Linked DNA regions of Homo sapiens: regions 2 and 3 are each linked to region 1. Evidence: chromatin loops called from intact Hi-C (ENCODE). Cell type or tissue: IMR-90. All regions are shown on one strand. Region 1 has its middle 21 kb from the start of CYP2J2. Region 2 holds the start of LOC124904191 (a long non-coding RNA gene). Region 3 overlaps LOC105378758 (a long non-coding RNA gene).

Region 1 (8,000 bases):
GAGTTGAAGTGGAGACAGCAACTAAAGGTAATTCCTTCAAAATGTAGCTTCATATATACATATATGCATTTGTATACTTAGTGGCCCCTTTAATGTACAAATTGTTGCTTGCTTGCTAGAGATATGATCCTAAGCCTTGCAATTCTAGTTTAATAAAATATCTTAGCCGTTTAAGTATGTATAGATTTCTATAGTTTAAAAAATGACTACCTATAATGTCTCATACAATGAGCATTGGTATTGTGTCTAGCTGTCTAAAGTTATAAACAATGCTTCAGAGAAGGTGTTTGTAGTCATATTTATTTATTTATTTTGAGACAGGGTCTCACTTTGTCACCCAGGCTGGAATACAATGGTGTGATCTCGGCTTACTGCAGCTTCAACTTCCCAGGCTCAAGAGATCCTCCCGCCTCAGCTCGCCAAGTAGCTGGGACTACAGGCATGCGCCACCACGGCTGGTTAATTTTTGTATTTTTAGTAGAGCCGGGGTTTCACCATGTTGGACAGGCTGGTCTTGAACTGCTGGACTCTAGTGATCTGCCCACCTTGGCCTCCCAAATTACCGGGATTACAAGCATGAGCCACTGTGCCTGGCCTAAAAATTCTTGAGTATGTCTGTAGGACAAATTCATAAAAGGAGAACTATTGGGCAAAAGGGTATTTTCATTTAAATACCGATAAATATGACTGGATTTCCTTGCCAAGAGTCTCTATTTCCTACGTACAAGAATATCTGTTTCTTCCTTGCTTGCCAATTCAGAGCTTGTGGTTATTTGCCAGTTGGATTAGTAAAAAATGACATTTAGTTTCAATTTTATTATTTATTATTTTTAATTACATTATTTTAAAGGTCAAAAAATTTTAAATTTCAAAAAATGCATTATTTTAATTGCATTATTTTAAATGCCACTTTAAAAAAAGCCATTTGCATTTATTTTTTTTCTGAAATCATGACCCTCACCCAGATTTCTTCTATTGGGTAGTTGATACTTTTCTTGTTGGCTTGTATATCCCATAATACACTAAGATAACTAGATATTTATCTATTATTTATGTTGCTAGTATTTTCTTTACATTTTTTCTGGTCTTTGACCTTGACTATAGTATTTTTACCATGTAGAAATTTTGTTTTTAAAATGTAGCCAGAATTATCAAACTTTTTTGGGGAGTGGGGCTTCACAGCTTTGTGTCATGCTTAATTGACACAATTAAGAAAATGGTTAAAAAAATGGTTAAGAACAGCATTTTTACTGCAATAATATTATGTCGCCAGATTTTCTCTGAATTCTTTTGTGGTTTAATTTTTGCTGTAATATTTTTGGCCCATCTGACACTATTTTGTTATGAGACGAAGAGAGAGATCTAACTTCATTTTTTTTTTCTACCATGGCTATTCAATTTGCTAACTAATCTATCTTCTTCCTACTGATTTAAAATGCTATCTTAATCAGAAAGTAAAATTCTCTCTATCTCTTTCTGTCATCTATCTATCTATCTATCTATCTATCTATCTATCTCTCTATCTATCTATGTATCTGTCTATCTACTTATCTATCCAGTTAAAACTATTTGGGGCCTCCATGGGCTCTATTGAGCTTTCTGTCTACTTATATGCTAATATGAGCCTTTTTTAAATTATAGAAGCATAATTATTATCTTCCATAAATTTTAGACTTAGTCCCCATACTTCCCAATTTCCTTTTCTTCAGAATTTCCTGGCTATTCTTTAAATTTCAATTTTCATTATACACTTGAGAATCAGCTGCTCTAGCCAATTACGAGAAAAGTCCTGTTGGCAACTTGAATAGGTTCCTATCAAACCTGCTCCTCTCTCTGTCTTCTACATCCTAGAAATGAAAACTCCATCCTCTGGCTTCTCAGGCTAAGAAGTTTGGAATCATCCTATTTTTTCTCATTCTTATACTTCAAGTGTTAATTGGCAAATCTACTTCAGTCTACCTTGTGTATCTATCCAGAAGCCAATCATTTTTCACTGCCTCCACTGCTAGCATCTTTTCACAAATCATCCTTATCTCTCATCTCCATTATGGCAAAAGCCTGCTTTAACAGTCTTCCTGCTTTTATGGCTGCCCTGTGAACATTCATGCACAATCGTGCCAGAGTTTAAAAACAAAATCAGATCATGCCATTCCATTGCTAAAGTACCTGTCTAATGCCTTCCCATCTTACTCAAAGTAAAAGCCACCATCCTCATGATGTTCTGAAAGGCTCTATATGGCCTGGCTTTTGTGATCTCTCTGACTTGATCTAGGATTCTCACCTTCTTTTAGTCTACTGTTGGCACCCTGCCCTCCTTAAATGTGCCAGGTACCCTCCTGACTCAGAGCCTCTGCTCCGTTCTTTCCTCTGCCTGCAAAGCTGTTTCCCAAGATAGCTGTATGTCCTTTTTCCTAATCTCTTTCTGGTCTTTGCTCAGAAATTATCACCTCAATAAGAATTTTTTCTGACTACTCTGTGTAAAACTGCAACTCCTTTCTTTCCTACTTTATTTTTTTCTTACACCATTAATTCTCATTTAGCATATGACATGCACTGATAGTTTATTCTTCCTCTGCTCCCCACACTAGAATGTGAGCTCCATGAGGGGAAAGGTTTTTGTCTGTTTTGTTCACTGCTATGTCGCCAATGATCGGTACACAGTAAATATTCAGCAAACATTTGTTGACTGAGTCAAGAGACACAAAATGTAAGGGAAAACTTCACACTCTAAGAAGTACAGAAAATAAAGCAATCTGAAAGAGACATTAAGGAATGTCAAATGTTTTAAAAGATGATGAAGAGATTAGATTTCATAAGGTAAAAATGTTAGAGTTTACACATAACAAAATAACTTTTATATTTACAATAGCACCAATACAATTTCTAAATATGAAGATATAATCTTTGAAATTATAATACCTAATGCATATAGTTCTTATATATGCATAAATATAATAATCTTTGAAATAATAATACCTAATGCATATAGTTCTTATTAATTCCTGGCAACTTCTGAAGCATTTTAAAAGCATTTTGTAAAAAAAAAAACTAATTTAATTTGAGGAAGATGGGAAAACGAAGACATAGGGGTGAAGTGAAGGATAGCCCCAAACTATTCATCCATTAAGTGATGAAGACAGGATTCAGACTCATGCAGTCTCCTGACCTGTATGCTGTTCTCTCTAGCTACTTTTATTTCTCCACTGTGCTATGCTCCTCCTTGAGACTTATTTTTTTTTGTCTACAACATAGAGGTATGAGGTTAGGCTACACAATGTGCTACATTTTGTAAAGCAAAACAGTGCATGGTCTGTCAGTGGCTGCACTGCCAAATCCCATGGAATGTCATCTGTGTAGTTTGAAAACTAAAACACCAAAAGAATAGATTAGTATTTGACCTGGAGAATCCCAAAGACTATTTGGCGAAAACCCATAAAGCATCATTAACTGCAGAAAAAGTGCATTCCCCTTAAGACAGGCAATATAAAACAGCACCCAAGAGTGCAGTTAATTGGAGAGCTTAGGTGAAATCTGACGTTCTCAGCTGAGCCAGAGAGCTTCTGGGATGCGATGGGTTGAGTCCGCCCCCATGTGGTCTTAAGGTGCAACTACAGAAGTAAGCCAACTCCCAGAGTTGCTAGGAGAGCTTGGCTGTTTTCATGTTTCTTTCCAACCACTATGTCTCCAGATCTAAGGCCATCGATGAGAGTGATCACGCCAGTAAACTTCTAGAGAATATTCATTGTCTAAACTGACTGTATGATAAGGTGTGAATTCCTGAGAAAGCACAGCATTCCTAGCTGTTCATAATCTGGGCCAGCTTAACTTCCCATCCTTGGCTCCATCTAAGGGCATCTTTATTTCCTCCATGAGGGAGGCACACTCATTGCTCTGTGCTTCTGCATGTATAATCTTGTGGGCTGGAATGCCCTATGCATCCCTTTCTACTGGAAGAAGTATCCATAATATTTGAAAACTTAGCTTAAAAATTATCTGTAACCCTTGTGTCTCTGCCACTAAGAGCCTGAGTCATTTTGGGAAGAATGCAATGGTTCTTTCGGTTTTGCATCTCCCAGACCCCTAAGATTAGGTGGATTTGCATTTGCACCAGGGGTTGCACAGGATTCTCTGTCAGGATGAAAATGGAGAATCTTCATTTTTCTAGTGAAAGTTGGTGCCCACTAGAAAGTTGGTGCCCTTTGCTTTAACATAGTCTTAATTGCATTTTATTTCAAGAGGTTTAAATAATCAAAACCACCTAATCTGGCACCCTTATTTCCCACCTTGACTATTCTTAAGTGGTCTCCTTGCATCCATTCTTTTCTCCCTCAATTATTCTCTAAACAGTTATGAGAATGGTATGTCCAAAAACTCACAGTAAGAGACTGTTTTATATGAAATCCCCTGATGGCTGTCCATCACTTGCCAGAGTGGCCTTCAGATGTTTTGAGTATGCACATCTATTAGTAAAATACTTTGCAGCATGCACCAACAACATAAACTTATTTAGGCATTTATAAATCATATAACTGTACTACTATGGTCATAAATTATTTATGTTATAAAACATACAAAAATAAAAATTAAAAATTAAGATAGAAAAATATTAATACTCATATTGTTATTAGATTGGTGCAAAAGGTTTTGCCATAATGGCAAAAACCACAATTACTTTTGCACCAACCTAATATTAACAGTATACACTACCTTATTGCACTAATAATCATATTTTTGATGACAGCAATGCAATTGGATGCATTTGATTATTTTTGAAAACCTCAGTTAAACCCTGTGTTGTTCTACCTTCAGTTTATTTGGGTATTTCATTTAAAGGACTGCTGTAGCAATATTATCATTATCAAAATTTTTTTTCAGCATCCTGATGGAGAATGTAGTGCAACCCTTGGTGCAAATGCAAACCCATTTTGGAAAATACTGACTTAAAGAAGAAAATCCAAGCTGGGTGAAGTGACTCACACCTGTAGTCCCAGCTACTCAGGAGGCTGAGGAAGGAGGATGGCTTGAGCCTAGCAGTTAGAGGCTGTAGTGTGCCATGATTGTGCCTGTGAATGGTCACTGCACTGCAGCTTGGGCAACATAGTGAGACCACATCTCTGAAAAAAAAAATGAAAGAAAAAGAACAGAATTCAAACTCTCCTGATGGCATTCAGAAGTCTTTACAGGCTGATCCAACTCCTCCTTCTACCCTGTCTCTGTTGTTGCCTATATTACTGACATACTTGATCTCAGACCTATTGCACAACTTATGGGTCCATAGAGCACCACATAATTTCCTATTTCTATGTTTTTGCGTGTGCATGGAATGTCCTTGATCCTCTTTGTCTGCTATGGATTTCTAGTCATTTTTCAAAAGTATGGATATAAAAGCTATTTGTCTTTGAGTTTTTCCAAATCCCACCCCTGACTCCTAGAATTGACTGCTTCCTCATGTGGTATTTGGATAAAATCCTTATGTTCCCTTTGACTAAATATACTTATTTTTTAGTGTATTGTATATTTTTGACTTATTTGTATCAATTTACTGTTAGATTTGAGGGAAGAAACTGTATATCCTTGACAACTTTCCAAGTTCATGGAGTTCAAAAAATGTTTGTGGAGTAAATAAGTGAACACCAATATCTTCCATAAAGTCTGCAGGCTAATTCCATAAAGTCTCAAACAATTCCATCATGAGTAAACCCCGGTAACCCCCAATCACTAGAGGGAGCAGGTCCTAATTTCTCTAGTGGGATATCTTGATCTGTGACTGGAAGCTTTTTTTTTTTTTTTTTAGAACAAGTGCAAGATTTTATTGAGTGGAAGTAGCTCTCAGCAGATATTTATTTTTCCCTTCCTTTACAGAAGTCTTCTTGCCAGGGATTTTTTTTTTTAATGGCTCCAGTCACCTGGAGTATTCTGCTCCACCCTCTCAGTACCACCCCAGGACTTCTGCTATTGTTTGCCTTACTACTTTCAAGGAAGAAGGAGGGGAATATTCTGTTGGCATTTTTGGATGCTCTTTTCTTTTTCCTCCTGTTGTTGTTCTGTATCATCTGACCTGGTGAAAACTTTTGGGAATGGGGAAGAAGCATAGTCCAATTCAAAGACCTGAACAGGTCAAGACTCTCTAACAACTAATGAATTGCACTTTGAGCTGAATGGTCCATTGTCAACTCGGTATTATTAGCACTCCAGCTAAAGACTCTAAGAAGCCATGGACTCCATTTCCGAGAATCTCCTTCCCATACAGTTTGGGTTAGAGCTTACCAATGAGTAGGAGAAACAGGATATTTGGTAGGTATGACGGAAGGAGACACTGCTCTTCTCCAGTCAGTTGCAGCCCTAAGTAGGTACAGGTACAGAATTCAGAGAGGTTCTTTTGTGAGCTGTCAAGACCATTTGCTTTGCTGCAACAGGACAGCACAATCAAGAGCTTCCCAGAGCTCTTCATATTTCATTGACTTGATGGCAAGCTCTTTAGAGCCCATTTCAGATCCTCAGGCTGAATCTTCAGTGTTGGCCTCCCTGACATTTGCTTCCCAGCTTTCCAAGTGGATGGGTAAGTTCTTTACACCTGGAATACTTGGAGATTTTTCTGCATTGCTAACCAAACTCTGCCATCTCTTGCAGTAATGAGGTAGTGAACAAAGGAGATAGTTAGGCTGTTTACAATGAAGCGGGTAATTTAAATCACCCCCGACCATAGTGGCTTGACCAAAAGCCATTTCTTTGCTCCCAATTCTATGGGCCAGGACTTTGGGCAGAGCTCAGCTGGACTGTTCATCTCAGTCCTGTGTGCACTGCCTGCTGTGGCTCAACTAAGATGGGGAGGTCCAAGACGGTCTCATTTGACATCTGAGGCATTGATGCTGGCTGTCTGCTGGGCACCTCAATTCTCCTCCACATGTCCCTTCTGTCCGCATGGTCTCTGACTGTTCAGTGGTCTAGCTGGAATTCTTTTCCATGTTGGCTGGCTTCCAAGAGGGTGAAAGCAGAAGCTGCCAGGCTTCTTAAGGCCTGAGCCTGGACCAGCATAGCACCACTTCTGCCAGATTCTATTCCTCAAAGCAAATACCCAGCCCAAATGGAAGGGAGGGGAGCTAGATTCCCCTCTTGAAGGAAAGAATGGCAACGTACCTTTGTAAGGAGCATGGGAGGAATTGTGGCCACTTTTGAAAACAATTTCCACACTAGCTAAGGAAACTGACATAGAAATGGTTAAGTTACTTGCCCAAGGTCACTCAGCAGCTAAGTAGCTGGGCCAAGGTTTGACCTTGATCAGTTCAATACCAGTGTTCATGTTCTTTACCTCTACATTCTGTTGCTTTACAACTTCCTTTTTATTTATCTCTGATCCTTCTCCAGACTACATGGTTTTATGTCCAATTCCCACATGGCTTTCAAGGCCCAGAAAAATGTCACTTTCCCTGTTTTTCTAAGCTTGAAATAGTCCTACAGCTTAAACTTTCATAGCATTTCTCTTAAGGTTCTTCACATTTAAAAAAAATAATAAAGCAAAAAATCAGATAACTGAAGCAGAACCTTGAGTGTTTTAATATTTTAATCAATATATGTGGTCCTTATCTTCCCTGTAAGCCTGTTAAGAACCCTGTAACTAGGCTTGGGTCCTATTTATCTATCTCTTGGATCATATAGTGTAAGACCAGTACATAGTAGTAATTAACAAATACTAAATGACTGGTCATGGAATGAGCCTACCTTATTTCTGAAAACCCCTTCTGACCTCTCAGTGCACCAAGAAATGTATGGTGACTGAAAGTAAGCTCTGAGGGTCTTAATCCCATCCTTATTAGTCACCAAGGACCCTCCTGTCTTCTCTCCCGACCTTGCTCTTTCCACATGCCATGTCCAGCTAGCTTCTGGCCCTTGGTGTAATACCATATCTTTGGCTCAGCTTTTAACTATCAGTTTTGACATTCTTGTTTTTGACCCTATTGCCCTCTGAGCAGCGCTTTTAATCAAATCTCCTACCCCACTTC
Region 2 (8,000 bases), 1.2 Mb before region 1:
CACCACGCCCAGTTAATTTTTTGTATTTTTAATAGAGATAGGGTTTCACCATGTTGGCCAGGCTGGTCAAGAATTCTTACTACTAATCCACTGTTCATGCTTTTTCTCTCCTCTCCTGCTTGCTATATTCAGTTGAGGAAATCCCAGTATTCTCCTGCAGTAAGTAGTCCATGGAGAATTCTTCCACAAACACAAGTTTTCAAGCAAATGAAATGAAAAAGAGAAGCTGAGTCTGAGGCATGGGTGTGACCCAGAGGCTGAGAAAAGCAAGGAACCCTCTTCAGCCTGACATACTTTAGGCTTGCAAAGAATAAAGGCTCATAGGATAATAGAATCTCAAGATCCAAAGAACCCTTAGAGATCATACAAGTATAACCCAACCCCATCCATGCTGAAATTCCTCTTTGCCTACCTTTTGAGATGGGGACTTCCAACTCTCCAGAGTGGGGCAACTCTGTTGAAAAGTTCTACCATTCCTTGAGATTACATTTGCATTTGCCTCCCTTGAAGTTCCACCCATTGGTCCTAATTGTAGCCTCTAGGGAAAGAAAGAACAACGCTCATTCCTTTGCTACATGGCTGGCTGCCCTTTGGAAGCATGGTGATGAGAGCTCACTTCACCTTGAGTCTCCTTCTCACCTTCAAGCTGCTCCATCATGCAGCTTTCTCAACTGGTCCTCAAACAATACTGTTTCCAACTCCACCACCATCCTGACCCTTCTTTTACTCCACCACCATCCTGACCCTTCTTTTGCTATGGAGGGATAGAAATGGAATCAACAATTGCAGAAGGGTTTCCTAACAATCAGAGCAGTTCCCCAATAGACCAAGTGGTCAGTTTGAAACATTATTGTTTATATGTAAATTATACTTTTAAGAAGTCACAGGGGGGAAACTATTACCTAATGTGGTGGGCATCTGTTTTTGTTTGTCCAACATCCATTTCATTTCTTTTGGGATTAAGATTAAAACTCCCTTGGGTGAACAACCAAAGTCATTTGGATACAGTCTGGATGAAACAGTTAGCAAGGTGCCCTACTGTCCCCTAGCCATAGGCAGAAATATGGTCCTCACTGGGCTGGCCAGATCTTCCTTCCCTAGTTGGACAGGAATTAGGGTGGATGGTTTGAACTCATGGGTTGTCAAAAGGGCAACCGGATTAGCCTGCTCATAGTTCCTGTGGAACCCCTAGAACCACTTCTGTCCTCCTCCCGGCTTCCTAAGCTTGGCTCCCAGCTTTCCTTTTGAACTTTTGAATTCCCCCATATATTCCCAGCATGTTTCCTTTCTGGTATATATTCATCAGATGTAATTTCTGTTGCTTACAGCTAAAGACCTTTGATTTATTTGGTAATAGAATAAAGGGCAAATAACATGATGGAATTTTGATAAAGCAGACTCAAAAACATAGGAAAAAATAAATACAGAATTTACTTAATCTCTATTATATTATCTTATGTTATAAATGTATGATGAATATTTTTTATGTTAATAATATTTTTAAAAATTAACTTTTATTATAAAAGAGCATGTGCTCATTATAGAAAATTTGGAAAACATATAATAGAAAGTGATATATTACCTATATAAAATTATTACTTGACTGCCAAAAGTCTGAGTCTATGCCCAGGGCAGAATTTACGCCACTCCATACTAGCCTGGCTTTTTGGTTACCTTTTGGTCTGTTTTTATTTCACTGGGAATGTGGGCCAGTGCTTATTTTCACAGCCAAGTTAATTAATGAGAAAATCCTCAGACTTTCCATTTATCACTTCCAAACACCCACTTTTGATGAGTCAGTTGCCATTTGGACAATATAGGATAATTTTCAAATTCATTACAACAGGACAACAATACAGCCCATTTCTTACTCATGTTATCTCCAAGGGATTCTGACTTCATTAATCTTTGGACCACCACTCTCAAACAGGGAAGGGACATTAATCACAGTTCTCCAGTGGGGGAGCAACAGGACCCGGAGAGAGCAAGTGGTTTGTCATTTATAGAGAAGTGCTGGAGTAATTGGAACTATATATCCAGCTTGGAGTCTTTCTAAAAAAAAAAATTTTTTTGCTATTAGACAATCAATCAACCATGTTTATATATTTAGTAGATACCTAATATATGCTATGAGTACTTAAATGTACGCAAAATACAAACAACTGTGGGTTATAGCTCTTATCCCCTTACAGTCCAAGGAGCAAGGAAAGACAAATCTGTTAGAAAAAACATAGTAGCACAGATATGATACTGTGTTGTTCATTAAATATAAAGCAGCTGCTGTTTTGTTCTTTGAACACAGTATAAAATCTAATTCCTTGGCTTTTATATCTTTTCTCTGCTTATGCAAATACTTGTTAGTATCTGTCATACACAAGGCTCTTTAACACACATCTCCTCTTTACATGATCACAACCACCGGGTGAAGGAGGCACTCCCATTTCATCCTACAGATGAGGGTGTGGCAGTGACAAAGCAGGTATGCCCTCTCCCTTCTCTCTCCCTGGGCTTTTCCTGGCTCCTCTTGCGCATCCCCACGGCCTTATCACCACTGCGTTCATGTGTCCCACATCTCTCTCTTAGCCTGGCTCTTTCTCCCTCTGCTGAACTTGAGAGTCGTAACCAAGTAACACTAGACAACTCCACCTAGAGTTTCTGCAGGCATATGAAACTCAATATGCCTTAGACCAAAGACATCTCTTTTCCTTCTCCAAACCTATTGCTCTTGTTTTGTTTTTAGTCCTGGAAAATACTGTCATCCACTGACACTCTAGCCAGAATCCTGAGAATCAGCCTAGATGCCTCCCTCCCCAGTGGACTCTTTTTCCATTCATTCAGCTATGATTGCTACTTCCTAAGTGTACCTCGAAACCTCCCCCTTCTCTCCATGTCCACCAGAATGATCCTGGCCCAGGCTCTCACCCTTTATCTGCTGCTTGTTGCATCAGCCTGTCTCTTCTTGTCCACTATCCACCTCTCTGTAATTCATCCTCTATGCAACAGAGAAAGGGGTCTTCTATAAGAGATGCAAATATGATCATGGCAGTCACCTATGCAATGGCTCCCCAGTGCCCTGGGTACAAAGACCAAACTTTTAAGCATGACATATAAGTCCTTTAGGATTTATTTTCAGTCTGCCTCTGAACCTCTCACCTTCTTACTTTGGCCTATTTTTTTTTTTTTCTGCCTGGAACTTTTTTTCACTTTCTTCATCACCTAACGAACTCCCATTCATCTGTCAAGAGCCGGCTCAGGTGCCATCTCCTGTAGGAAGCCTTCCCTGACCTCCAAGATGGAAAAAATTTGGGAGGCAGGTGAGTGAAGGCAGGGTTTGATTCCCCTGACATCTTCTTTGTATGGTCATGCTGGTCTGGCTGTGACCGTCAACTGTCAGTCACTCTTCCTCTTATGCTGATCTTCTCGACACTACTCTTCCCTTCTAGGTTCCCATAGCCAATTCCCTCTGTAATTCTTTTGAATGTTAGCACCACTGCTGCTAGCCCTGGGTTCCTGCACAGCCCTTATGAGTCACCTGCATCCCACCCACATCCTTGTAAACACTCCCTTTGTAATAAACTTTCTTAGAATTATCCTAATATGGGTGTTCCATAGGTTTCCTATCAGGACCCTGTCTGATCCACCAATATTTTGCAACCAGAATCATATAGTCTTCTGTTAACATTTCAAAGCTACATCATCTTCATTTCTGATTGATCTTTCATTGACCTTGGTTTGTAACTCTTTAACCTAAAAGTGAGGGCAAAATAGTTTTTCTATCCCATTTGCCAAGAGAATGAAAAAGCTATTAAAATACACTACCTTTATTTCCAGGACATAGATCTTATCACAAGAATCATGGCCAGGCACAGTAGCTCACACCTGTAATCCTAGCAGTCTGAGGTAGGAGGATTACTTGAGGCCAGGAATCAGAGACCAGCCTGGGCAACATAGCAAGACACTGTGTTTACAAGAAAATTATAAAAAGAAAAAGAATCATAAAAAACTACTAACAGATCTATCTATTCATTAGACTGTGTGCACCATGAGGGCAGGAATTGGGTCTTTTTCACCATTTATTCCCAAAGCCCAGCCCTGGAATACAGTAGACACTCAGTAATAGTCAATTAATGAACAGATCACTAGTAAGCCTTTAAAATATTTGTAGAATAAATGAATGAATACCTGGATGGAGAAAGAGTTGATATCCCAAACCTGTAAGTCTTAGGAACTCTGGTTGTTAACAAGTGAGCTCCCTTTTTTATTTTGTCCCCATGCCAGGATACTGAAGTGTTATTTTGGTAGAATTGGCAATTTTCTGAAAGAAGTTGAAAATATCTTTCTTGGGTTGGGCAAAGTGGCTCACCCGTATAATCCAAACACTATGGGAGGCTGAGGGAGGAGGATCACTTGAGGCCAAGAGTGGGTTGGGCAAAGTGGCTCACCCATATAATCCAAACACTATGGGAGGCTGAGGCAGGAGGATCACTTGAGGCCAAGAGTCGGAGAACAGCCTGGGAAATAGAGTGAGCCCCGTCTCTACACAAATAAACTAGCCCCTGGCACCATAGCAGCCTGAGGGCGCCTGGGCCCAGTCCAGGAAGCTAAACAGGGTCGGGCCCAGTGGGAGCTTGGAAGGGGAGCCGCCTGGGGAGCCCAGGGGCTAGAGGCTTTTGCTGGGGGAGGTGTGAGCCACCTGTAATCCCAGCACTTTGGGAGGCAGAGGCAGGTGGATCACCTGAGGTCGGGAGTTCGAGACCAGCCTGACCAACATGGAGAAACCCCATCTCTACTAAAAATACAAAATTAGCCTGGTGTGGTGGTGCATGCCTGTAATCCCAGCTACTCGGGAGGCTGAGGCAGGAGAATCACTTGAACCCGGGAGGTGGAAGGGAGGCGGAGCTTGCAGTGACCCGAGATTGTGCCATTGCACTCTACCCTGGGCAACAAGAGCAAGACTCTGTCTCAAAAAAAAAAAAATAAATGAATAAATAAAAATAAACTAGCTGGGTATGGTGGTGGGTGCCTGTAGTCCCAGTTACTCCTGCTGAGGCAGGAATATTGCTTGAGCCCAAAAGTTGGAGGGTGCAGTGAGCTATGATCACACAACTGCACTCCAGCCTGGGCAACGGAGCAAGACCTTGTCTCTAAAAAAAAAAGAAAGAGAAAGAAAAGATGTATTCTATTCAAGGTGTCTCTGGAACACATACTTGGAGAAAGAACACTGCTGGAGTAGAACCACTAACCATGCTGTCACTCCCATCTTCTCCCTGACCCCCCTTGTCCCACCCCTTCAGATTTGACAACTCTGTAGGAAACCAATTTGCCGTTAATCACAAGGGAGTTTTATTTACTCTGCTGAAAGAATTGAAAAGCAGTCATTTTTATTAGCACCACAGCTGGTTCTTCCATCATGGAAGAAATACAATTATGCGTCTTCCTATGGCTGAATGCAGACAGCTACAACCTCATTATTCATTCTGGTAGGAAGCAGGCCTTTATAATGAGCAGAGGGAAAAATGTGCCCCAGTCTCATTTGTAAAAGGAACAAATCTTAGTTCCTCGAATGACATTGCCACTGTCACCATAAAAAAAGGCTTTTTATTTGTTTGGTTATGTAATAGGGTGCTATCACTTTGGAGGCAGAACCAAAGGCAGTCATTATGATGTAGTGGAAAGAGGGTAGGCTCTGGCATCAGGCCAGCCTGGGTTCAAATTCTGGCCCTGTTTCTTATCAGCTGTGAATAGGGAGCCCATTAGTTCTTCTGAACCTCCGTTTTCTTATTTGTAAATTGGAACGAGTAATAGAACAGCTTCGCAGGGTGGTGGCAAAGATTAGAGATTAAATTCCTACATGTGGCATCCAGCACCTGTGATAACATGATCTGCCTCTGCCTACCTCTCCAGCTTCATCTCCCACCCCTCAAACCTGGCATTTCTGCTGCAGCCGAACTTGCCATACTTGCCCATGCTCCCCTGACTTTGCTTATGTTGCCCCCTCTGCCTGAGTCACATGCCCTTTTCATTTCCCTTGTTCCTCTGGCAAACTTCTTTTCTTAAAAGAAGTCTTCTTCTTAGTCCCTCCCCTAGACAGGCACTGGCACCCCCTTTCTGTTTTTGTCACCCTTTGGACACACCTCACTATAGGAAGTGGCCGTGCATTACAATGGACTTGTCTGCTTACATATCTACACCAAGCATCAGTCTGTAAGCTGCTTAAGAAGTAAGAACTGTGTGCCTGACTTACATGTCTACTGCTGACACTGTACCAGGCAGAACTGGTGGTCAGGAAATGATTTACCGAATGAACAAATGAATCAATGAAGACTTGGGTAAAGCACTTACTGCCCTGTGTGAATCCAGCAGGCACTGTTGATTGTTAAACCACTGTCAACTCATTCCCTTGAAAATTCTCACCAAAGAGGCACCCCAGCTGGTTAGAGAAGTGGAGAGCCTGGTTACCCAGTTTGGGGCAATGAGTCATTGGAGGGAGTCTATTGAGGAGGTATTTGAGTTTCTCTTACTTGTCCTCAGACATCCCAACTGGATCTTGGTATAGAATATTCAATTCTAAAGGTGAATTTACCTTTATCCATCCTCATCTCTTGATGCAATTAGCAAAGTATGGCATCATTTGGAGTCAGACAAATGAGAGTTTGAACTTAATCTCCATTACCTTGTTTCCTACAACAAAAGATGACATGGCATGATGGTTAAGAATACTGTCCTGGGAACCAGACGGCCTGGGCTTGAGTGTTGGCTCCATTTTGAAGTTGTTGGACCTTGGGCAAATAATCTGTAAAATCAGAATCATAATTGTACCTGCCTCATAGGGTTAAACAGAATCATGAATATAAAGTACTTAGAATAAAGTCTGACACATAGTTAGGGCTGTATTAATGTCAGCACTATTTTTATTAATAATACCAGTTGTGTAACCATAGGCAATTTCATATGTTCTCTGAGATTTGGTTTGAACATCTAGAAAATGATGGTTAAAATGCCTCTGTAGCAGGATTGTGGTGAGGGTGTTAATTCATGTGCGTGGAGCATCGAGAACCGCACTGGCATGTGGCCACAGCTGGGCAAAGAGGGAAGAAAGACCATGACAAACTTTGGGACTTGGATAAACTGTGCTCTCACCTTTGCTCCTTGTGTACCCCCGGTCTTGTCCTCCTGCTCAAGGCCAATGGCAGCCCCTGAGGTCTGGACCCCTCCCCTTCTGCTTTCTCAGGGACCTTGTGCTATCAATTAAGCTCCTATCCCTTCAACCTTTTCCACTTGGCTTGCTTCTCCTCAAAAGCATTTAAATAGGCTCTGGTCTTTTCTAACTTAGAACACCACCTTCAAAAAAAATCAACTCTTCCCCCACTGTCCCATTCTTTCTCCCTCAATTTTTTCACAGCCAAACTCCTTGCAGTATTTGTCTACACAACCTGTCTCTACTTCCTCACCTCCCACTCAATCCTCCTGATGGTGCAGCCTTTAAAAACCGTGTTGAATACTTGGAGTCTGGAAGAAGCAAGGTAAAGAGAGCAAAGGTTATTTTCACCCTGAAGAGACAGCCTTTAGAGAAGTACAGCCAGGGAGTGATCGAGTCCCCTAACAAAGACACTTTGGTGAACCAAGAATGGGATGGCCCCGACTAGAGTTGGTCTTCACTGCCAGATGTCCAATCTATCTTCACAGCACATTGGGCAGAACCCACAGTTCTCTCATCTCATGACATACATGCATGCAGATCCCTCCTGAATTATGAGCCCTTTTCCTGGCAGCACCAGACTCCAGATCAAGCCTAGTACAGCCAGAGCCAGTCTCTCTGTGCCCTTCCAATCAACAGCCTTCTCTGCAATAAGGAGGGGACCCATGGCTTCAGTGAGGCCCAAGCAATACCAAGAAGAGAAGAAGGATATGAAGGTAAAACATCTACGGAGTTGTAAGTTTCTAATTTTTTTTCTGTGTTTTCCTTTTCTTCTGCTTTATAATCATTTATAATGAGGAAA
Region 3 (8,000 bases), 170 kb before region 1:
CCAAGATCACCCAAGATGTCCGGCTGAAGTTCTTAACCATTACCTTACACTAATCAACAGCAACAATAATAATAACCACCTTTCTAGGATGCAAATTATGTTCCAAGAACTTTCATTATTTCATTACATCTGCATAGCCCCAAGAGTAAATAATATCCTGTTCTATTGAAGAAGAAACTGAGGTCCCAAGACATGAAATTACTTGCTCAAGGTCACACACTGGTAAGTGGCATTAAACCACCTCCTATAAGTGTCAGAAGATAATTGGGGCTGAGGTGGAGCTGAGATTTTAAAAATATCAGTGGTAGGAGATAGACGATGTGATGCCCCATTTAAACTACATGGCAGTGGTGTCCTACGACTAGGAGAGGAGAGGCGGGAAAAGCTGAAGTCTCATGAAATAAAAATCAAAATAAAAAGAATGCTTGGCGATGCTATTAGTATATAGTCCCCTTTCGACACTTAAAAAATGCTCAGAAAGAGTGAAGATTTACTGCTAGAGGGGCTATGTTTTTAACTCTTTATACTCCAGACACAAGCTGCACTGCTATACAGTCAGCAGATGTTTTTTAGGAAAGGGCTAGATAGTAAATATCTTTTGGCCTTTCATATTATTTGATCTCATTCGCTACTGCTTAACTCTGCCATTGTAACAAGAAGGCAGTCACAGACAATATGTGAATGAATGGGCAGAGCTGTGTTCTAATAAAGCCTTATTTACAAAAACAGGTGGTCCTGCAATGTGGCCTGCAGGCTGTAGTGTGCCAGCCTCTGCTCTGGCCTCTGGGGTGGTGGCTTTGGGAGTATTGAGGACCAGTCCCCTAAGTGCGGTCATTGGCATTCTCATAAGTGTAGTGCAAACAGCAAGACAGTGGGGAAGTTCCTTTTAGTAGCTTTCGGGGCACTAGATATGAACCAGATGGAAAGGAGCGTGACTTTGGGAATTATAATGTTTTACAACTCCCAAATAAATGTATGATTTGAAGCAGAAGAAGCCTCAGTAATAATGGAGTTTGGCACTTATAATGAATGACCAAGTGAACATTGTATTTTTATCTCCAGACAGAAGACACATATGGATTTAACTGTCCCAAGCTCTCTTTCAATTCCCCATCAATTTTCTGCCCTCGGTTTTTTGCTTTTTTCCTTTTTAAAATGAGTTTAACATGTGTATCAATCAGTCTGAACTTGATGTGGTATATTCATTAAATGGTTTCATTTTTCTACTTTCACAGCCCTCAACTCTGTGATGTCAAAATTCCCTTCTCCATAGGTAACAGATCCTATCTGGCTACTTTTCATTATTAAGGTACAGTATACTTAAATTTATACTAAGTTGTGGCATAACTACAAAGAAAATAATTCCTTCAGTTTTCAAAACTGTACTTTTATCTTCCCATACCTCATAGGATATATACCAAGGATGCAGTTAAATACATTTAATAATCTTATTCTTAGTAATAATATTAGTATTCATATTTAAAAAATATACTAGGATATATTTTTCATAAAGCAAATGTTTATGTCTTTAGAAATCAAGATTTTTAGCCTGAAATAAAAGGCATACAAATATAAAAAGTTAAAACACTATAATCTTTAACTTGAAAAGGAAATACCAGTATCAATTTTTTGTTGTTTTTTTTTTTGTAAAATTGCTAGCTCTTTTCACCAAGAATACATAGAAGCATTGACAGGCCAATATCAATTAGCAATCAAAGGGTAAAGATGTTAGTGTCTAAATATCAAAAAAATCGAGTTCCCTTGTAGAAACTGCCAGCACCATATTGAGGATGAGAAATGTACAAGATAAGCCTGGGATATCTCGTTGTAAGTGAGAGCAAAGAAGCCATCAAAGACCATTGCATCACACTAAAATAACATTAGGGCCAAGTTGAAGGATCTTCCACTGACCAAAGGCAGACAATTTTGTATCAAAAAACTATGACTACAATGGACAAATATATGTGTGTGTTTACATATGTATAAACATTCATGGGTGGTCCCTAAATATCAATATAATTTATACTTACCCACTAGATAATTCTGCAACATACGGCTCATCAAATTAGATATTCTGCAAATATGTTCAGCCAAATCCTTCCACCTGCATCTAGATTTACAGTGATATCAAACTATAATTTTCTTTAGAGGAATCCATGTTCCTCACCAGAAAGGAAGAATAAAAGGCAGTTTTCTCAAATTTGAAGAACACAAGGAATCATCATAGTTGCCATCCGAGTTTAGATCCATAGTGCCTCTAACCTAAGGATTCTCACCCCTAGCTGCATATTGGAATCACCTGGTGAGCCTGTGCTTTACCTCTAGAGATTCTGACTGAATTGTTCCGGGATGTGACCTGGCATTGGTATGTTTGAAAAAACTCCCCAAGTGATTCTAACATGCAGGTGATGTTAAAAAAAACACTAAATCTGATGATGGCTTTAACCTTATGCTACCTGTGGGAGGAGGCCCTGTGGAACAGGAATGAGCGGGAACATCCTTCAGGAAATGCACCTAAAAACACCATCACCAACCATAGCAAGTCATGGAATGCCAGACATACCAGATCAGATCCTACTACTTATTTAATCTCCTAAAGAAACACTGTAAGGAATATACTGTTATCCTCATTTTTGTAGATGAATACTTTGTTATTTATTTAACCAAGATGTTAAATAAATAAATTACCAGTGGTCTCAGAGCCAGTAAATAGTGAAGCCAAGACTCGTACTAGGTCTGCACAAATGCAAAATCCATGCTCTTCACCATGCTGCATGCCAGGTACATCTTCTTCCCGAGTCTTAGCTAAGAACAGGCTGCTGTGTAGGTTGATCAGATAACTGTTCAGTATCAGCCTGTGATGATGCATTTTTCATTACTCTTCATCAAACAGCCACCTCTGGTGACGTGAATACTGCCAAGGCTGCTTTTACAGGAGCCGTGTAGAAGGCAGAGGTGATTGAGACTTACTTGAGAGTACTGCAAATGACTACTGGTTGTTAGAACCATTACCTAATGTTAGTATTTTAAAATAAACTACAAATTGTAAGGGAAGGGATCAATATTTTATGACTACAAAATACTACTTTCAGTAGAGAATCTAGAATTTCTATAAAGGAATTGCTTAGGGGACTTAATATGGTGGAAAGGAGAAGCTAGCCAACTTGTAATAAAACTGCTTTTACGAAGCCCTTTGCATAGGAAATGTGAACTGTTTAGATCAGAGAATTGAGAGGTAAAGTCAGCAGAAATTGTGGAGGAACTAAAGCCTCCACCCTTAATCTTCTTCTTGTCACTGCTACTGTCCCTCAGACAGGCAAAGATGTTTATGTAACCATCTGATTGGGGTTGAAAGGAATGAATTGGCTCCTCTGCAGCTATAATTTGTGATTGTAATTAAATATTACCCTTCTTTACCTTTAAAAGACATCTCTTGGTATCAAAAAATTTTGATTACAGTGGATTAATAAATATGTGTGTATATATCCATGAGTAGTCCTTAAATATGAACATATTTAATTTATACATACCCATTAGATAACTCTGCAAGATACTAGTCATCAAATCATATATTCTGCAAATATATTCAGCCAAATCCTTCCACCCTGCATCTAAATCTAGGGTGGCATCTTCCCATACACCTTCACCTCTTCCACTCTTGGAGTCTAGGTTCTTACCACATCTAACAGCTTCTTGGCTAGCCTTTTTGCCTCCATCCCTCTGCCTGACTATTGCTTCCAGTCTCATCTTAGACTCGCCAATCCCATCTTTCATTTGGTCTCCTATATTTTAAGGATAAAATAAAATAAGAGGAGGTCCCTGGGTATGTGCTAAGTGGGTGTGTGGAAGTAGAGTCCTACCTCACTATGGTGGAAGCATAAGAAGCTGAAAAATAAATGCTGGAATTATACCTGCAAGGGATACTGAGGTCAAAGGCAAGACAGCTGGCCAAGCCAGATTGTTCTTCCAATGGGCCAGGTGAGCAATGGATGTAAGGTATGGAGCCCAGGTGAGGAAGACAGAAAGCAAGAACTCAAGTGAGAGGTAGTTCATATGGCTGCCTCACTATCATCTTCCAGACAAAATGCTGATGATAGTAGTGTCTTTTTGTATGAAGTCCAGCGAGTATGCCAGGTGTACTTAAAGGGGCTGGAGTAATGTGGATACCCCTGACTCCAATACTTGGCACACTTAGGCAGAAGGAGCTCTTCAACCCACATAACCCCCAATGGATGTGACACTGGGTCTGGCTGTTGCATCACTGAGATTCCAGGACCTTCTCCTCCCATCAGATCTTTCCCTTCCATCAGGTCCAGTTCTGTCCAGGACTCTCCATAAGGCAGTGGTGCATGATATACGCCTAAATGGGCTCTCATCAGCACCTCCTCCTTCTAAGCTTTGCAATGATCTGAAGCCCAGGCCAGGTCACAGCACACGGACCCTATAACCAGCAATTAGGAAAGTAGCCAGCGTTTCTATCTATGGTAGCACTGAAAAATCTTTTCCCCTGAGTTTAAGTCAGGCTGGAAGACAGGGAATTCCATCGTGCCTTTTGTTTCTGTCAGAGTCAAAGCAGGAAATAGCTGCCAGCTGAGTATTCATAACAGGGATTTAAAAACTGGGAATTAATTACACAGAAGTGGAGGAACTGAGAGCCAAGCATGGGGTAGTGAGGCAACCCAGAGAATCATAACTGAAGGGAACCACTAAGACCCTAGGCCAGAGGGACAGAGGAAGAGGCAGTGTTACGGGCCCCTGGGCGAAGCTGGCATCCTGGCAGGACTGTTCTGGAGATGGCGCTGCTGGGGAGTTGCTGCCCAAGACAGAGAGGGAGGGGAGAAACATTCCAACTTCTCCCCTCTTCCCTCCCTCTAGTGTTCCACCAGTGCCTCCCACTGGCCAAATATGCAGAATTCAAGGGTCAGTCCCCTGAAATACAGAGCAGAGCAGGAGAAAGTGAAGAACCAATTTGAAGGCAATATGCCCAGGAGAGACCAATTGCCCTTGTTTGTCAACCTTCACCACTGCTCCAAACACAAAGCCCTCATACACACTTCCATAACAGTATCACTCCTGGCTTACATGCCCCACAGTTTTTCCTTATCCTTCTGCCATCCTTGTGCCAACCCACCAGCTATGCCTTACAGAGCCTCCATTCCACTGTAAACAAACTACTCTATGTCCTGCCTCTTCTTCAAATATTCTCTCTGACTTGAATTCAATCCTGATTCACACTTAGCAAAAAGCCCTGAATCATTTATTCACTCATTCAACAATGACATATTAAATGGAAATTATACCCGTAATAACTAACCTTGCATTGTTGTATGTGTTTTATATATATTAAGCCCTCCAATTCTCGCAACCACCTTATGCCCCTTCTATAGATGAGGAAACTGAGACAAGAAGTCCTTAAGAAACTTGCCACTCCCATAGTTCATAAATAGCAGGGCCAGAAATCAAACATGCATCCAGCCTCGAGAAACCACAGTTTTACCCACCATACATCACTGTTCCAAAAATGAATATACAGTAGTGAGCAACAGATAAAGTTTAGTAGAAGAAGACATTTTTAAATTTTCATTTTGTAATAATTTTAGTTTTACAGAAGACTTGCAAACAATAGAGAGTTCCATATACCCTTCACATTGCTTCCCCTAATGTTAACAACTCACACAACCATACAGTATTTATCAATACTAAGAAACTTTCATTGGTACGATGCTACTAACTAAATTACAAACTCTAACCAAATTTCGCCAATTTTTTGATTAATGTTTTCCTTTTCCAGGATCCAATCCAGGGCACCATGTTTCATTGAATCATCATATCTCTTTAGTTTCTCAGACTTTCTTTGTTTTTTGTGACCTTGACACCTTTGTAAATTATTGATTAGGGCCAGGCCTGGTGGCTTACGCCTGTAATATCAGCACTTTGGGAGGCTGAGGTGGGTGGATCACCTGAGGTCAGGAGTTTGAGACCAGCCTGGCCAACATGTTGAAACCCTGTCTCTACTAAAAATACAAAAATTAGCTGGGCATGGTGGCGGGCACCTGTAATCCCAGCTACTAGGGAGGCTGAGGAGGAGAATTACTTGAACCCAGGAGGCGGAGGTTGCAGTGAGCCGAGATCACACCATTGCACTCCAGCCTGGGTGACAAGAGCGAAATACCATCTAAAAAAAAAAAAAAAAAGGATTGGTTAGGCATTTTGGAGAAAGTCCCCGCATTTGGGTTTGTCTGATGTGTTCATATAAGTAGACTAGAGTTCTGAATATTTTGGACAAATGACATATTGGCAAAGTGCCCTTCTCACCACATCACATCAAGGATACAAGCTATAAACATGAGCTATCATTGATGATGTTAACCTTATTAATTTAGTTAAGGTGATACATGGCAGATTTCTCTGCTGTTAAGTTTCTATTTTTCCCTTTTCATATTCTGTTAGTTAGAAGTGAGTACTAAATCCAGCCCTCACAAGGGAAGCAGAGTTAAGCTCTACATCGTGGAGGAGGCAGCAACTACGTTTATCATTTGGAATTTGGCAGGAAATATTTATCCTTTCTCCTCCATTTATTTATTTATTCAATCATTTATCACTCAGTAAACATTCATGAATATTCATTTTATTTTTTAGGTTATATTCCAATACTGTCATTTATTTTGTTTCCCTAACTGGGGCAACAAGTTAGAGCTCCCACTGCCTAGCTTTGGCCAATGGGAGCTTTTTCAGGTTGACTACTGTGCCCTTTTCACATGTCCCCATTTTGTTGAGCCCTTCCTTGCATTCTGTCACTACAAAATGCTCCAGGCTTATCTTGGATTTTCCCACCCCTGCCCTAGAATCAGTGATTTCTCCAAAGAACACTGGTTCCTTTTATTGGAGAATGGTATCAGAAACCAAGATCTGGGTGCCGGAAGTGCTTCTAGTTTCTCTCAGTGGAAAAAGATAGAAAATACATGTATGTATATATACTAACCCATGTATATATACATAAAAAGACTTTGAATAAATGAAAGCACAAATGGGTTGTTATAAATGCTATGAAGGAAAATACCAGATTCTTTATAAAAGGGTTATAGATATGATTTAATACAAATGGGGTTAGGTAGAAGTCAAGATGGTCTTCTCTGCAGTTAAATACTTAAGGTGAAATCTATTGAATGACTAGGAATTAGCCAAGTGAAAGGGCAGAGAGACAGCAGTACAGGTAGAAAAACCATCATTTAAAAGAACACTAAATAGCAGGTGCTCAAAATGTTTGAAGAGTTGGATGAAGTCCATCGTGGTGAGAGTGGAATGATCCAGGGGATACGTGACCACAAGGGGGCCAAGGCTGGATCACATAAGACCTTGAAGGCCATGATAAGGAGTTCAGATGTTGTCATAGTGTAATGGAATGCCACTGAAGGGTTTTTAAAAGAGGAGGGAGTTGCATTCTACTTCACATAGAGTTGTAGAATCATGTAAAGTAGAAACCTCCTCAATTTCCTCAGCTCCTCAATCCCCACCCCACTACCCATAAGCTTTTCCCTGCAGGCACCCATCTGCAGGAAGCTTTACAGTTGGCCACCTCACTCTGGTCCACACCAGAGTCTTATCTTTCTGGTCTTTAGATTTCACCAGGCCACAACTATAAAATGACTTATATGAAAAATACTTGTATACTTTTATTATAAAATTTGCTGTCATTTACATTATTTGTTCATTCACTCAGTCTTTTCTAGGAACTATATCTGATGCCTCCCAGAACTCCAGAATCTACTAAATATTAAGAACAGTGTTTCCCTCTATTCCTCAGCTGCCAAGGAGCTCATGACTACATTTAATATACACACAATTGTATTTTCCTCAGCTATGAAATCATGATAAAATAGTTCTTGCCTTCCCCTTCATTGATTAGTTGCCTTTATAGTATGCTAGAATTATTTTACTATGCCAGTACTTTTATTGTAAGCTAATTGAAGATTTTTTGAAATTAGAACAGTTTTACCATT

What was found. Hi-C counts contacts between places; a loop is a spot of excess contacts. Peaks named below come from ENCODE experiments on the same cell type or tissue, not always from the same donor. Only the 100,000 strongest peaks of a DNase experiment are listed, where the experiment ranks them.
Region 2: a loop joins it to region 1, with 9 times the contacts of the local background. A loop is called at or near these places in 19 of 110 quality-filtered maps.
Region 3: it touches region 1 in a loop (5-fold over the local background); 15 of 110 quality-filtered maps call a loop at or near these places.

The regions. Positions count from the first base shown.
Region 1 is chr1:59,943,927-59,951,926 of GRCh38, forward strand. It overlaps a transcript of CYP2J2 not described here. Among named protein-coding and RNA genes, the nearest start is that of CYP2J2, 21 kb to the left of the region's middle. In IMR-90, a CTCF peak has its summit at 3,593 (motif pointing left); a DNase peak (open chromatin) is centred at 3,585.
Region 2 is chr1:58,743,429-58,751,428 of GRCh38, forward strand. It overlaps LOC112268263 (a long non-coding RNA gene), which reads left to right. Exons shown (of 9, transcript XR_007066129.1): 6 at 7,403-7,914. It overlaps LOC124904191 (a long non-coding RNA gene), which reads right to left and starts at 1,955. Exons shown (of 3, transcript XR_007066130.1): 1 at 1,872-1,955; 2 at 640-754; 3 at 450-538. RefSeq lists a silencer at 5,943-6,153. In IMR-90, no CTCF peak of the experiment used is centred here; a DNase peak (open chromatin) is centred at 3,513; H3K27ac peaks cover 365 bases.
Region 3 is chr1:59,772,816-59,780,815 of GRCh38, forward strand. All of the region lies in intron 4 of LOC105378758 (a long non-coding RNA gene), which reads right to left. It overlaps LOC101926944 (a long non-coding RNA gene), which reads left to right. Exons shown (of 3, transcript NR_110627.1): 1 at 1-222; 2 at 1,236-1,309. Among named protein-coding and RNA genes, the nearest start is that of HOOK1, 38 kb to the right of the region's middle. In IMR-90, a CTCF peak has its summit at 4,860 (motif pointing left); no DNase peak of the experiment used is centred here; H3K27ac peaks cover 881 bases.